Regions from separate parts of the Mus musculus genome. Here region 1 is linked to region 2. A link is a contact called in ENCODE POLR2A ChIA-PET data. All regions are on one chromosome and are shown on one strand. The core of a region is the stretch at or near the end of the contact, and the rest is flanking DNA. Distances in the headings are between cores, read along the strand shown.

Evidence for each region. ChIA-PET counts read pairs that join two places held with the same protein, here RNA polymerase II (POLR2A).
Region 1: POLR2A ChIA-PET joins it to region 2 with 10 read pairs in Patski. The contact joins the promoter of Fbxo45 here to the promoter of Ubxn7 in region 2. POLR2A ChIA-PET finds 5 or more read pairs at or near these places in 2 of 5 experiments (Patski and embryonic stem cell).

The regions. Positions count from the first base shown.
Region 1 is chr16:32,245,097-32,248,957 of GRCm38, reverse strand. It overlaps Fbxo45 (F-box protein 45), which reads left to right and starts at 1,933. Exons shown (of 3, transcript NM_173439.2): 1 at 1,933-2,464. The coding sequence starts at 2,147. It overlaps Wdr53 (WD repeat domain 53), which reads right to left and starts at 1,731. Exons shown (of 3, transcript NM_001185162.1): 1 at 1,691-1,731.
Region 2 is chr16:32,330,877-32,334,723 of GRCm38, reverse strand. Ubxn7 (UBX domain protein 7) reads right to left here and starts at 2,472. Exons shown (of 11, transcript NM_177633.4): 1 at 2,364-2,472. The coding sequence starts at 2,436.

The sequences.
Region 1 (3,861 bases), core at 684-3,183, 85 kb after region 2:
GGATTATCTCTACCTTTATGTTTTTTTTTCAGTGTTTTTTTCAGCCATACCTTTATTCATTAATTTCTACTATCTATATGTACAAGCCTGGGGGATAGGGGAGAAAGCGAGTGTGATCAGAAACTGTCTGAATCTGTCTTCTTGCCCAGTTTGGTCCCAGCCTCATGGCTCATGTGATCCTCTCACCTGAGGCTCCTAAGTAGCTGGAGCTATAGACTCTTTGTACCATGGTGCTCTGCCTATGCCTTTCAATCTAACCATTCTCTATAGTTCTTTACTTTCTTTTCAGAGCCACAAAATTTAAAGGAAATGTAACTGTCATTCAGACAAAATTTGGTTCAACATTCAGGAGCCATGAAGAGAGAGGCCATTATTATAATGTGTGAGTCAACGCTCCTTCATAGCTTTGGACTAAAGTTAGTCCTGATGTGGAGAAACTAAGTGACAACCAAAACAACCAGAAGACTGTGGCATTAGCATGACCACAACAGACAAGAATTTGGGTTACTTGGTGCAAGACATCTTGAGGAAGGGATTAGCAAATCATAAGCATGTAATTATACCAGGGTAGGGAAGCAGCTGCTGTTCATTTGTTTTTACTAAAAACCAGGAAGTTAATTACACATAGGTGGATCTCAGGCAAGGTTTACTACATAAAAATTGCATGACACTGGACTTGATGCCTGAGTCTGTGAGCCCTATTATTATAATAATCACTTCATAGAGCTGCGTTGAGAATTATATATAAAAAAAAGTCAGATTAAAAGATCTCATCTATGCCTGGCTCACACTGTAGTTCTTTTACTTTATTTTATGTGTATAGCATGTATGTGTGTACAGCTCAGTCATTCCCGAAGCCAGAAGAGGGTTTGGCTCCCCTTGAACTTAAGCTACAACTCAGGTTAAGCCTTGAGCACCCATATGGGTGCTAGGAACGAACCTAGGTCCTCTACAAGAGCAGAAAGTGCTCTTAACTGCTCAGCCATCACTCCAGTCTCTATTATTCTTTTTCTAAATGCTCTTTAAAATAGCATAACTAAATAATGCTAGGTTCTTTTCCTCCCAGGAAATCATCTTTATGTTTCCACCTTACCTCATTCTAGGGATTAACAAATTACCAAACAAAACAAAACAAAAAAACCCAACAACAACACGTTTTTCTTAATCTTTTTACTACTACTTTTTACTGAACACACTATATTTTGTCCAAAAAGATTGTGACACTTAGTATTCAAATGACACTTTGAGATTACCTACACTTGTTTATTTAATCTCAAATATAATAAAACCTGCGTATTTACGAGGGTTGCTCAGGTTTAGCCACCTTACTTTGAGAATGGGTTCTGGTGAGTCCCCTACGGCGCTAGCCAGGAAAAGAAGATGTCAATTTCTCAAGGTAAAAAAAAATAAAATATAATAAAATGGATCTAACCTGACCACGACAAGAGGTCCTCAACTGCGCAAAGGGAAAGGAAATTGATCCAAGCGACCTGAAGGTGAAGGATCTAAGAATTGGCTAGCAAAAAAGGGAAGTGTCGTGAACAAAGTTAGAGAGGGAGCAGAAACCAAGTGAGACGGGAAACTCCGTAGGAAGAGAGGCCAAGGAGAGCCGAGTCAAGGCCATTAGAGGAAAAACAGAAAAAAAGCACTTGCGAACAGATCCGAACCCCGCTGGCCAACAGCCTCATACCTGGGCTTCCCGTTCCCGGTGGCGCCGAGCGATGACCTCACACGCAGCATCCAATCCCATCAAGCTTTAGGGAGCGAGGCGCCTCTGCCGAACAGTCACTTCCGGGCAGAGAGGCGCGGCGGGCGAGCTGGGCGTGCGCCCTTGCTTCTTGCCCTCAACTCGCATGGCGGATCCCGGGGCGCGTCGCGGGCAGGCCGGGCGAGGCGGGCGGTTCCGGCGCCCGCGCTGAGCGGCTCCGAGGGGCGGGAACCCGAGCGGCTCGCGCCATCTGCCCTCAGTGAGGCGGGGCGCGCAGCGGACGCCCCGGGGCAGGGGCGGGAGCGGTGGAGGCGCGAGCGGCTGGCGCTGAAAGGGGCGGTGAGCGAGCCGCTCGCGGCTGTAGGCGAGGCTTGGCCTCCCGCGCCGAGACGGGGCGAAGCGGCGGCGGCGGCGGCCCTCGGGCCGGCTGGTGAGGCGATGGCGGCGCCGGGCCCGGGGGCTGGGGCAGCCTCGGGCGGCGCTAGTGGTGGCGGCGCCGGTGCCGGCGGCGGCGCCAGCGCGGGCTCGGGGTCCTCCGGGGTCGGCGGCCGGTTGCCCAGCCGGGTGCTGGAGTTGGTGTTCTCCTACCTGGAGCTGTCCGAGCTGCGGAGCTGCGCCCTGGTTTGCAAGCACTGGTACCGCTGCCTCCACGGCGACGAGAACAGCGAGGTGTGGCGGAGCCTGTGCGCCCGCAGCCTAGCAGAAGAGGCTCTGCGCACGGACATCCTCTGCAACCTGCCCAGCTACAAGGCCAAGGTGAGGGAATCCCGGGGCCACGTCGAAGCTCGGCTCCTCTCCCGCCCGCCGCTCTCGGGGTTTATCTTCAAAGCTTGAGTCAGAGGTTTCACCTCAGCATCCCGCCTTCCCACGGCTTCAGCCAGTCAGGACCACTCTCACCCCTCCTCTCCATAACGATCTTTTCTTTGGATTGAAGTTCTGCTTCGTAATCCACCTCACTTTTTAAAATACTAGGTGGTTTCCCATCATTCATTTTCAGCAGTCTTTCTACTTTCGACAGTCTTTGCTCTTAAAGACAGATCACCAGCCGATACTCATGAGCATGTATTTTTTCTGGCCTCCAAGTAGACTTAAGGCATTAGTTCGTCGATGTCGCTTTAAAATAGGTCTAGTTGCTGGGATCTTTTGCGTTCACTACCCCTTTTCCTAGCTCTGATTAACAAGAACATTATTTTCACCCACGTTCTCTTAGGGCCACAATATTTCACGATTCCAAGTGATGATAAGACTAGGCATCCTGCTAATTAACTTGTAAGAAAGAGACTTTACTATTACTTCCTCTCATTGGCACCATATAACTCATCACACTGCCTTGTCCTGCTGTGATTGATAACTTTTTCATAGTTCTACTCAGGTGATGGCTCTTCTGGCATCTAATATGTTGATTCCTGTTTTGCTGGTTTTGTTGTTGTTGTTGTTCTCGCTTCTTGTGCTTTCATAACAAAATTAAAATGCTAACAAACAGGTCATGGCAAGACCAAGTATTCTCCAGCCCAAACAAACAAACAAAAGGCCTTGGGTTAAGCTCACATAGATAGATGGTAGCTCTTCAGGAGAGCAGTCATCAAAGGCATATGAAGCCGGTGTGATGGTGCATTCCTTTAATCCCTGCACGCCACAGGCAGGTGCATCTCTGAGTTCAAGGCCAGCTTGGTCTGCCTAGTGAGTTCTAGGACAGCCAGGGCTGTATAAAATGAGAGATGATAAAGTCTGACCTGGAATGTGGTAAACACTCTTTTTTTAATGCTAAATTGACAGTGAGTGTCTAAGTCATTTTTAAATGTGAAATAAATCCACTATTTCTTTTAATATACATGTATTATTGTAAATATGTGTATACACTTATGTCTGTTTTTGGAGACAGGGTCTCAATGTGTAGTTCAGGATGGTCTCCAACTTGCCAACTTTCTGTCTGTTCCTTCAGAGTGCTGGGATTATAAGATGGGTCACAGCTACTGGTATATTCTTTTATATTAAAACAAGTTTTGGTGTGATAAGAGAAGGAACACTGCTGTTGAACATGTCAATTATCAGATAGTCTTTCTTTTTTTCTGAGACAGGGTCACAATATTCAGCTCACAAGTTCTGAGTCTAAAAGTGCCACCACTCCTGGCAAAAAAATTTGCATTTTTGTA
Region 2 (3,847 bases), core at 1,223-3,722:
AATAAACTCTATTCTATACTATACTGGCTTGTCCCCCAGGGTGAAGGGATGCCTCAACCTGGGTCCACGGAGGCACCCCCTTCCCCACACCTGACGACACCTCCACCAAACATCCCTTATCGTTTTATAAACACAATAGTGTTTGCCTTTCATTTTTTTACCTGCTCTATCTTTTTACCTCTTGAATTATTATGACTATATGTGTAAATTTTGTATATATGTAACTAGACACCACAAAACATCACTCTGAAGGATTTTTTTTCTTCTGTACATTTGCAGAAATCATTACCTACAGGGAACTTCAATCTGATCCAGCAACACAGAGGACTAGGCCAAAAACAAGATGTATAGACTAAACTGGCAAACAAATTAGTATTAAATTTATTTCAAGGCATTTTGGGTCCTGAGTATATATTTTGAAAATGTTGCATAAGAAATAATGTGAGAGCTGGGCATGGTGGCACGCCTTAATCCCAGCACTCGGGAGGCAGAGGCAGGCAGATTTCTGAGTTTGAGGCCAGCCTGGATTTCAAAGTGAGTTCCAGGACAGCCAGGGCTATACAGAGAAACCCTGTCTCAAAAAAACCAAAAAAGAAAAAAGAAAAGAAAAGAAAAAAAAAAAAAAGAAGAAGAAGAAGAAATAATGTGAGATTAAAACAATTGAGTTTCCAATTCACAGATGAAAATAAAGTAATAGTAACTTGCCCAAAAATCCTAAGGTTAAATAGTAAGACCTTAAACTATATTTATAAAATCCAAAGAAAGATTAATATTTCTCTGTGTGACTCACTAGATTTTTTTTTTTTTTTTAGGCAAGCAATGTAGCAGTATTAACTTGTATACACAGAAATCTAGTTTCTTTCCATAATGTTGGTTTGGTAAGGCACTGGGAAATCCACATGTTATTATAAATAAAATAACCCCACCACAAAGCTTAACAACATTTCAGTTATCTTACTTTTCACCTCAATTTTATTACAAATCTTGTTTTACCAGCTTTGACATATTTCATGTGACAAGACAGAAAACAACGCATCAGCCACTTAATTATCGTTGCCGAACAAAAAATAAAACTAGCTTCAATTATAAAACTGCAAATAGCATGTATTGGTTAAAATAAAGATCTTACACGTCAGACTCAAGAACACAAACTAGAAAAAAAGAACACAAACTAGAAATATTCTCCGCATCAAACAAATTATTATCAAAGAAAGGATAGTCCTGTTGAGAGGGGGAACTAACTTTCTGACCTCTTTTCAAAATGACAAACTAGAACAGCAAAATCACACTCAGGCACATGGAGTACTGTTCTCTCAAATCACTCCACAGAGAACTTCATCATTTGCTCCGCCCTCTAATAACTCATGCAAAAAAAGTTCAGCACCATCGGAGAGAAACAAGACATAGCGCATTCACAGAATGGCTTAAAGTCTTTCCTCCCGGCGGGTAAGAGAACCTGCGTTTGCCCTTCGTCGGGGTCCGAAGGGAAAGAGAAACCTAGGCCTAAGGTTTCACGGATACTGACACCTAGAAACAGATTTCTCTGCAAGAAGTTTCTGCCGCCATCCCCATTTTATCAGCAAAGACTCGGGCGCCATCGTCTCGATGTTTGGTTTTATTATGAGGAGGTGGGAAAGGCCACCCAGGATTACTTTAGGCCTCACACACACACTAAGCTCAGGGTTCCCCCCCCCCCTATTCCTATGTGAAACCCTCGGTCCCTAAGGTGCCCCTCCGCACCCCTTGTTCCCGGCGGCAAGTCCCCCGGGATGTGTGAAGGCGCAGCAGAACCCACCCGCCTCACCGTTAAAGCGAGACGGCCCTCACACGGCAGGGCCACCGCCAAGGCTCCGGGGGGGCCCAGCGAGGGGAAGGGTAGGCCGGGGCCGAGGGACAGGGACGATGACCTGGCCGGGAAGAGAGGATGGCATGGGGGGAACGGACTGCACCGCCTGGTCCGCGGGCAGCACGATACCGAGAGGAGGTGATGAGGGAGGAAGAGGGCGGTGGCCCGGGTGCGGCCCCCTACTCCTCCGGCCCGCAGGTCCCGGGCCCCTGGCACCGCGGGCTCGGCCCATCCCCTGTACTGGACCGGCTGGGGGCGTGGGGGGCCTGTCTGGGAATAAGGGGAGACCGAATCCAGGGACTGAGGGGCACGCGCGGGGTGGGGGCGGGGGAAACCTGCCTCCCGCCTGAACCGCAGACCCCGGCCGCCGCCGCCGTCGTCGCCTGTGCCTCAGGAGAGGGCAGGAGCTGAGGGGAGAGCCCGAGTGAGGAATGCACCAAGGTGAGGCGAAGCCCGGGACAGCCCCGACAGCCTCCCCGTAGCCGACTCTTCACCTTCCCGTAACCGCGTCTCTTACCGGTGATGGCGGTGAACTGCTGGATTAACCCCTTCAGCGCCGACGACGCCGCGGAGCCCCCGTGGGCAGCCATCTTACCGCCGCCGCCGCCGCCGCGGAACAACAACACAGACACACACGGGGCTCCCTCCCCCACTCCGCGGCGTGCTGTGCGCAGGCGCACTGGCAGGCCCGAAGCTCCGCCCTCTCCCTGTCTGTGCGCGTTTTGCGCAGGCGTACTCTCCGCGAGCCGCCGCTTTGGTTTGAAGCCTGTGCTGCTGGCTGGTAGCTATTCTTTGAAACATTTGGTGCCTTCTCTGAATTCCGGAGATATCCTCCTAAGTACCGCATTGAATCCCAACATCCCAAAGAATCTTCAGACCTGAAATACCAAACTCTTGATGAAACGCTCAGGGTTTCACATAAAGTAGGTATTTTGTTTGGTTTTATGTGACGTTTCTTAAATTCTAAAGTGTAAGTTAATAGCTTAGTAAAAAATGAACCAGTCTATAGTAGACTTTAGTAAATGATTGTTCGCTCTGTTTTTCTTCAACAAATGTCTCAGTATATCTCCCCCCAGGCTCATTCTTACTTTCTAAAGATATTAAATCGGGAGGTTTTTTGGGGGGGGAGTTGTTTTTTATCCTTAAACAAAGATATATGCAGATACAGTAAATAAAATAAAGAGAACACTGGAAAGTGGTCCTGAAAACACCGATAATAGTTACAACTAAAAAAGAACTTGATGAGCCGGGCAGTGGTGGCACATTCCTTTAATCCCAGCACTTGGGAGACTGAGGCAGGCGGATTTCTGAGTTTGAGGCCAGCTTGGTCTACAGAATGACAAGGACAGCCAGGGCTACACAGAAAAACTCTGTCTCGAAAAAAAAACATGATGAAAGGGGCATTAGGAGGGCTGATGAGATGACTCGGCAGTTGAGAGCACTGACTGCTCTTCCCAAGGTCCTCAGTTCAAATCCCAGCAACTACATGGTGGCTCACAACCATCCGTAATGAGGTCTGATGCCCTTTTCTAGAATGTCTGAAGACAGCTACAGTGTACTTACATTTAAATAAATAAATCTTTAAAAAAACAAAAGAAAGAAAAAAGAAAGGGGCATTTAGCTTAGTTTTCATACTTTATTTTTAAATAAGGTAATAGTGTGTAACTTGCACAATTCTAAATACTTATTGCATTGCTGGTGTGTCAACTTGACACAAGCTAGAGTCGTGAGAGAAAAAGGAGCCTCAGGGGAGGAAAAGCCTCCATGAGATCCAGCTGTATTTTCTCAGTGAGTGACCAGTGAAAGTGGGCCCGCCTATGGGCGGTGCCATGCCTGGACTGGTGGTCCCTGCTTTTATAAGCAAGCAGGCTAGCACACCATGGGAAGCAAACCAGTTAACAGCACCCCTCCATGGCCTCTACCTCAGCTCCTGCCTCCAGGTTCCTGCCCTGTTTTTTCAGTGGTTAACAGCAATGTAGAAGTATAAGCCAAATAAACCCT